Regions from separate parts of the Homo sapiens genome. Here regions 2 and 3 are each linked to region 1. A link is a loop called in an ENCODE intact Hi-C map of the cell type or tissue named here. Cell type or tissue: endothelial cell of umbilical vein. All regions are shown on one strand.

Region 1 (2,500 bases):
GGTGTGGCCCCCGGATTGCCATTGTGGATTTGCTGGTCTCTGTTTCTCATGGACCGTGAAGTCCTAGAGAGTGGGAACAGTCTCTTTTCTTTCTCTGCCTCCCTAGAGATTCCATAAGGCTGACCCACAGAGAATGGGTAAGTTATTGTTGGACACATATCAGATAAATGCTGCTAAATTACACATGAAATGATCCTTCAAGGTGGTAGTATAGATCAAGAGTCTGAACCCAGTAGAGTAATAAAATAGCTTCTTGTTATCACTTGAAATTATATAAGCAACAACTGAAATTCTAACCAGGAGCTCTGAGCGCTGCCGTTGGGAGGATTCCTGCTAGGGACATCTCACTGCTTCTGATGGCTTAGGATTTGTTGGGCCACTGTTTCCCTGGGCACATGTTGGTTTATTTGCTTGCTTTTATGGTTCGTTTGCCATTTCCCTCATAAGGAGATGAGCCGTGCATCAGGATCTTTCCTTTCTCCAAGGCCATCAATGATTCACGTGAGAATTTCATACCACATGGCAGAATCGTTCACATTAGAGTCCTCCACAGGCCAAAAGGAAATAGTATATTCAGGGCTCATCCTTTGCATAGAAAGAACTCTGTTCACCAAGGCATTTTAAACCTGGGATTTAATCAGTTACTTTGCGAAAACTGAAATGATGTCCTTCCCCCATTTCTGAGAGCGAATTTGAGATTAGGCTGGGTGATATATCATGAGAAAAAAAGAACAGAATGAATGGGGATGGCCTGAAGCTCAGGTGGGTAATTTCCCAGCATCTTCCCCATGCTGCTCCCTGGGGCTTCCCAGGTAAACTGTGCACTGGCTTCCAGCAGCCTTTCCCTGGTCTCTAGGTGGCCTTTGTTTAAGCATTACATGGATGTTTGCAAGATTATTCAAGTGATTTCCCACAATTTATTTCAAGCATTTACTGTAGGTGGCTTCAGAATTTTAAGTAGCATGTAAACTACAGACCACCTGCCTCAATGCACCATATCCAGCATCGGTTTTATATCCTAACAAGACGGGATAAGGCACAGTTCTTGAACTGCTGCCAACTCTCCAGAAAGGCACTGGGTACATCGGAAATGCCTTCCGGGGGCCTCCTAGCACTGTCCGGAGCATTTGTCCTTCAGAGCCTGGCCCCAGACCTGTTCCTCTCCCCATAGCTGGGTTCACCAAAGGCACTTCCTGATAACTGTTCCAGGACTCAACAATCAAAAATGAAAAAAATCAGAGAATGTTTTAAAGCCCAAGGATATAAAGTACTAAGACTCTTCTAAAACCTGATTGTCCTTCTCCAGTGTGGTAAGCAGGCTCTGACTCACTTCCCTCCTAGATAGGATTTCCTCCTGTGTATACTCCCAGAGCTAAGAGATTCTTCGAATGCCTTTGCCATTACCCGCATTTCTTCAGTTTGCATCTCTGAATATTCTTAGGCTGTGCTGAAGGTGTTTCTAGCCACATGACACTATCTTCATCGCTTTTGGCATTATCCATATTGGCCTCTCCTCTGGGGTGGTCCCTGGGGATTGGTGGCCCCTCACCTTACATAGGTGTCACTGGGCATGGATATGGTTGTCTCATGTCTAGGGTGCTCCATGGTCAGAGCAGAGCTCCCACATCCCAGGCAGGTCTGGAGCAACCCCCAAAACAGAGCGGGCTCTTGTGCCTTCAGGAGGTATCAATGACATCTACTGTCAGTCTGAACAAAAAGCTACCCTTTGGAAAGAGAGCAAACCAAATTCATACGAGCTCACAGAACTCTCTCCACTAATCATGCACTTTGATTAAGTGTTCTCACATGATCAATGCTGAGTGAAACTTTAGACCCTACTAAAGCCTCTCAAAGACGCAGTCCCTGTGCTCCAAACACCTGTTCTTGCTAATGAATCATCGTGAAATGCAAAATCAATCCTATGCAGATACATTGATGGCCTCTTAATATTTTTACCCTAGCCTTGTAGGGCAGTGCATTGGGTGCTTTTTGATGTTTTCATGAGTTTGAGTATTGCTAATGCTGATCATTACATTAAAGAGGAGCATTCATTGGATTAAACCTTACAACGTTTTTGTGTGGTAGATGGGAAGAAACATAATCTTAGCTTTTAGCCTGTGAGGTATTATAATCTCACATTACCATTGAGGGAGATAAGGAGCAAACATAAAAAGCCAAACAAACAAATGCTATCATTTCAGGTACTTCTAAGTACACTGAGGAGATAAAATAGGGCCCTTATATAAGACAGGGAACCTGGGGACTGGGATGGAAGACAGGGCACTGCTTAATCAACAGAGTGAGGAAGGCATGCGTCTCTAAGGAGATGCCAGAATGAGAGGCAGGGGCCACACAAATTCCTGGGGAAAGAGTGCCCCAAACAGCAGGATAGCAGGTGCAATGGTGTTAAGATAAAAATGGCTGTGGCTAAATGGACAGTATGACTGTAGTGCAGAGGGCGAAAGGGAGAAGGGTCCCTAGTTAGGTGAGAGGAGAAGGC
Region 2 (2,500 bases), 250 kb before region 1:
TCTTAAGTGCACTCCCACCAGCAATATATGACATGGCACATTCTACATCATTAGATCTTACCTCCACTCCCTGTTTCATAGGTGAAATCTGATATCTCTGTGCTGTTTCATTTCTTTAATCTGTAATGAAATTGAAACGTCCCCCTCTCCCTGCTCCAACATATTCAACACAGTTTTCTGACTCATGCTCTAAAATCTTTACAAATCTCCCTGAACTTTCCGGATTTTGTTTCCTGCCTTGTTGTTTTCAGAATTATTACGTTATTCCCAGGTATGCAGCATATTACTTCCGGTATTTTCCAGAATACCAAGGAGATCATTTGTCATCTGTTAATAACCCCCTCTTTCATCCCTGTTTTTCACACCTTGGCTTTTAAACCCCCTTCTCAGAGGTAGGGATTCTTCCTCAGTTCCTTGAGGGGAAAGTGGAGCTGGTGGAGGTGAGAGCGCTCATTGAACCTGCATCCTTACTGAAGCAAGAGAACTTCCACCCGGGCCAGGTTTGCTGGTGGAAAATGCTCTGATAAACGAAACCGTCTCTTCCACGTCTTCTCCATTTGACTGGCGTGTGAACTCGTTGCTCTCGCTAAATGAGGCCGCTGAGATGGAAACATAGATGTGTTTACGGCAGGGTGGCAGTGCAGGTAACAGGGAAGTCCTTGCTAGGGACATCAGCAACTTGCAGCTTAGTGGTGGAGAAAGCGCGCTCTGGAGGCCTGGTTCCACATCCAGTGCCCCCTGGGCTCGTGTGTGCCTCAGTTTCCTCATCTGCAAAATGTACCTACTTCACAGAGTCTTTACAATTCAGCCACTCCCTGCAAGGCTGTTATAGCCTGGTGCATTGAAAAGTGCGAAGAGAATGGAAAAGGAGAGAAGGGCGGGGAAGGGAGGGCTTAAAAAGTGGGGGAGAGCCTGGGTAGAACAGAGAAGCGAGCAAGAACAGGTGGGAAGAAAAACAGCAGCCTGATCCGTCTTGCTTTTCCCTTTTCTCCATGCAGCCAGCACTTTTCCTTCTCACTCTCCCCGCACGCCCACGCCCACCCGCTTCTGCACCGAGAACCTCGAGGCGCGCACGCACGTGGAGGTGACGCCAAGCCCAGCGGCGAGGTCGGGGCTGGGGGTGGGGGGAGCCGGCGTCCCGCGGGCCCCCGAGGCCGGGGAGCTCCGCCAGCGCATTGTGCGAGCGAGCTGAATGCAGCCGAGGGGCGAGCGCGCGGGCTCGCACGGATTAGCCGTGCTTTCCCATGAGCCACAAAAGAATGCCCGAATCTGGGACATCTGTCATCAAGGGGCAGGCTGCTCAGGATGCAAGGTAACCAGAGCTTTCCTCGGACTGCTTCAGTCTTTGGGGACGTGGGGTCACCCTAATCCTTCCTGTTTATATTGTGAACGCGTAGGCAGCGAGACTTAAGCTCTGCGTCGGTCAATAAGCATCACGACGCAGGCATTCCTGAGCGGCTACGTCCTCCGGTTGCTTTCTCGGTTTTTTGGAAGAGGCAGCGTTGCCTCCCATTTATTCAGTCCCCTCACAGCAGCGCGGCTGTAGCGCGCCGCAGAAGAGCGCCCCAACGCTGCCGGCCCCTGTTTTGTTTCTTCTTTCTGCATTCATCCACTTTGTCCTCCCATTATGGCGACGAGTTCAGAAGATTGTTAATATGCAATTGTCCAGACACGTCTAATCGAAGAGTTAATTCTCAGAAAATGACAAGTTTATTATGGTGTTTGTGGAAGCCAGGAGATAAATTAATTGGTAGAACCCTATTAAAATGTACTCAGAATTCTCCCCCAAATCACACATGTTTCTCTTTCATTCAAATTCGATGCTTTTCAGAACCTGGACTCTCAAGGCTGCAATTTGTGCAATTAAACGTCTGTTGTTAAAGTTTAATACTGTTTTAACTCCACTCCTAGTCAAAGGAAAGCGAAAGCATCCTGGAGTGGAGCCTGAAGTCAGAGCTCACAGAAGAAGGGCTATCCCCGTGGGGCCGCAGGGAGGTGATCTGCTCCTGGAGACAGAGCCCACCCGAAAGGAGCAACATTAGAGGGTTCCAACAGACACACCTGAGTTCCAAAGGACCAGCCCCCAACTAAACCTGTTTATCTTCAAGAAATAGTGAACGTGTTTTTCCTAAGTTGTTTATTTACTGATTCAGTCCACAACCATGTGTGAAGGGTTCAAAGATTCTGAGCCTTGTGCTTGGAATTGGAAGAGGAAGCGGATGGATCTGCTTTTGAGGGGTTCATGAGGGAGAGGATGAGGAAAGGCAGGGAAGTACATGGTTGGGTGTGCTGAGTGCCAAAGTCAGGTTACAAGTATATGATGTTTAGGAGAACAGAGAGGAGGCTGAGAGGATTGGGTGAGTTTTCCAGAGAAAGTGGTATTTGGAGAGGGTGTTAGCGCTGGTTCTCAGTTTGCTGGTGCTTTGGAAGGAACTTAGGGAGGGGACAAAAATTCATATTCTCTGCCCCCCCCCCCCTCCTCTACCGAGTTATAATAGAA
Region 3 (2,500 bases), 240 kb before region 1:
TGTGTGTGTGTGTGTGTGTGTGTTTCCCAACTAAGTGTATCGGTTGCTCATGGGCAATAAATGAGTAAGGGACCCTCTTGGGCTTCCCAGCCTAGTCGCAAGCCCCCATAGTGAGTGCTCAGCTCTGGCCTCTGGCCCCAGTCTCTGTTGCCCTCGAGAGCGCTTGGCCAGGGAACTTGTCTTGCTCTTGGCAGCTCTGATCCCAGAGGCCAAAGTCACAGCTTTAACAATATAATCCTGAATATAGGAGCCATAAGCAGACTTACCTACATTTCTGTACTTTTAGTGAAATAGAAGTATAGGATGAGTAGATGTACAAGTAAAAGATTATCAAACATGAGAGGTGATAGGAGAGAAGGCTCAGAAACAAACAAAAGAGTAAGAGACAGATGCTGCCAGAAGCAAAATTACATACATAGACCAACAGAAGAATGAAAAATAATAGGAAAATATATGGAAACATAAAGGAAACAGATTTGAAATATAATATCCCACCTGGTGTGCAGCTACTTTACATGAGCCATTCTTGAGAAGTTTCAAGGAAGCGCCATGGGATGGAAGCGTTTTGGAGAATGAGGAGGAGGTGACCTGGCCTACTGAGATAGACGTCGGGATAGGGTTCTGTGCCTATGCAATAGCCATTTGCCCATAATTTCCCCCGCCACCCCCCACCTCCAGCAGGTATTGGGCAAAGATTTTATTCCAGGAGTGAATCATGATGGGCCTGAACTTATTTTCGTTGTGTTAAGTGATTGATCTGGGTATGGCCATGAGACCCAGTGCAGCCAATAAGATGCAAAGAGAAGTCTACAGAGGGCTTCCCTTCCTGAATCCAAAGGGAGCCCAGCAAGGGCAAAATGTTTTTGCCTCTGCCCAGTTCTCGCTTGCTGGGGATGCCCGTGAGAGAATACGATACCGGAAGCTTTGTTAGCTAACTTTGGACTCTGAGCTGACAAATATTAGAATGAAAAACCAATCCACAGAGCATGGTGGAACAGAGGCACAGGAACAGTCTGGCCGGTGAGGGGACCCTTGAGCTGCTGAACTACCCTGCACCCACCCACCCCTCCAGACTCTCGTGAGGGCAACAGTGAATAATCCTTACCGTTAAGCCATGGCTAATTGTTTTTTTCTCCTGATCTAACACATGCTAAGCGGATGCACCAAGCAACCCCTATATTATATGTTTCCTATTTCTTTAAATGGTCTATTAAGCCAAGTTCTTAGGAAATGACTTACATTTTTCTTTAAAAAAAAAAAAAAACTTAAAAAAATCCTGAGAGCTAAGTAAAAGGTTATGGAAAAATAGAATTCTTTACAAAAATAACACACTGCATACATATTTGCTTGATATTGTGAGAACCGCTCAGGCTTAGAGAAACATTTTTTAATGTCTGGTGTTGTTGATCTTGGACATGGTTATCTTGCTCTCTGTCAAATGCTGGATTCCCACCGAGAAGCAGCCACTTACTTTTCCCTCGCTTTTTGTTCTGATGATGCTAGCGATCCCTTGTATGACAGACACAGAAAAGAATGCAGGACACAAATGGGGGAATGCATTCAACTCACATAAGAATTTAATGAGTCAATCCAGATTACAAACCCCTCACTGGCAAGGTTATATCTTTGTAGTGATTTGTTCTCACCTCCTTCTATTGTTGTTTACTTTCTCTATGCCAACAACAGTAGTCAGAGATTAGAGTGACTCTCGCCATTCATCAATAGAGGTTCAGTGGCCTGAGGTTTCGAGCTGTGGCTTTTGTTCCAGCTAGATATTTTCATGTAGTTTAAATTAATAAAACATGAAGGAATTTCCAGTATAATGCATGTGCACTGCTTTGCTCTTTGACTGCATATTAAGTGTATGCATATGTCGTCCTTCTAAGGAAATAGAATCACACAGCTCTAAGCTTTAACTTGCTGTCCAGGTTCCCATTTGATTCTCCCTCTATTTCTTTTTTTAGGAGAAAATATGTAATAAAAACAGGGACAAGAACTTTGGTTTTTCTTGTTGCTAATAACAGAGAATTACCAGAGCAGCTCTTTCTCTCGTCCTTCATCATGGGAAAGAATGATGCTAGCAATGCCTGGGACTGAAGGTCACGCTGCCTGGCTTTGTGGGGACAGATGGCCATTGCTCATCATGTTAGCAAGGAGCTTGATGCTCACTTCTGGACATCAGCTGCTCACTATGTATATTAAGTGATAATTTAGCTTCAGGTGGCACTGACCCTGGTGCTGTCTCATCTCCTGCCACCTTAATGGGAAATATTCAGACAGCAGTACCTTACTTGCCAGTCTTCCATTATGAAACACAAGCAGACTCTTTCATATACCAAATAATGATAATAATACGTACTATTGCGTCTTATCATTTGGATTTTGCTTCGCCACCTAGACATTCTTAATTCAGAAGTCCAAGGGACAATTTTGTAAGTTATATGAAAAACAAACCACCTTGTGAAAACAAAGCAACAGGAGCCACGGGGCTGAGGTGGGT

Evidence for each region. A loop is a pair of places that touch in the nucleus more often than their neighbours do. Peaks named below come from ENCODE experiments on the same cell type or tissue, not always from the same donor. Only the 100,000 strongest peaks of a DNase experiment are listed, where the experiment ranks them.
Region 2: it touches region 1 in a loop (4-fold over the local background); 4 of 110 quality-filtered maps call a loop at or near these places.
Region 3: it touches region 1 in a loop (7-fold over the local background); 4 of 110 quality-filtered maps call a loop at or near these places.

Annotation. Positions count from the first base shown.
Region 1 is chr1:244,162,864-244,165,363 of GRCh38, forward strand. No RefSeq gene overlaps it. Among named protein-coding and RNA genes, the nearest start is that of ZBTB18, 110 kb to the left of the region's middle. In endothelial cell of umbilical vein, no CTCF peak of the experiment used is centred here; a DNase peak (open chromatin) is centred at 1,228; H3K27ac peaks cover 2,487 bases.
Region 2 is chr1:243,916,215-243,918,714 of GRCh38, forward strand. LINC02774 (long intergenic non-protein coding RNA 2774) reads left to right here and starts at 1,188. Exons shown (of 12, transcript NR_033883.1): 1 at 1,188-1,312. In endothelial cell of umbilical vein, no CTCF peak of the experiment used is centred here; a DNase peak (open chromatin) is centred at 1,427; H3K4me3 peaks cover 1,364 bases; H3K27ac peaks cover 2,201 bases.
Region 3 is chr1:243,925,498-243,927,997 of GRCh38, forward strand. All of the region lies in intron 1 of LINC02774 (long intergenic non-protein coding RNA 2774), which reads left to right. Among named protein-coding and RNA genes, the nearest start is that of LINC02774, 9.3 kb to the left of the region's middle. In endothelial cell of umbilical vein, no CTCF peak of the experiment used is centred here; a DNase peak (open chromatin) is centred at 1,494; H3K27ac peaks cover 2,500 bases.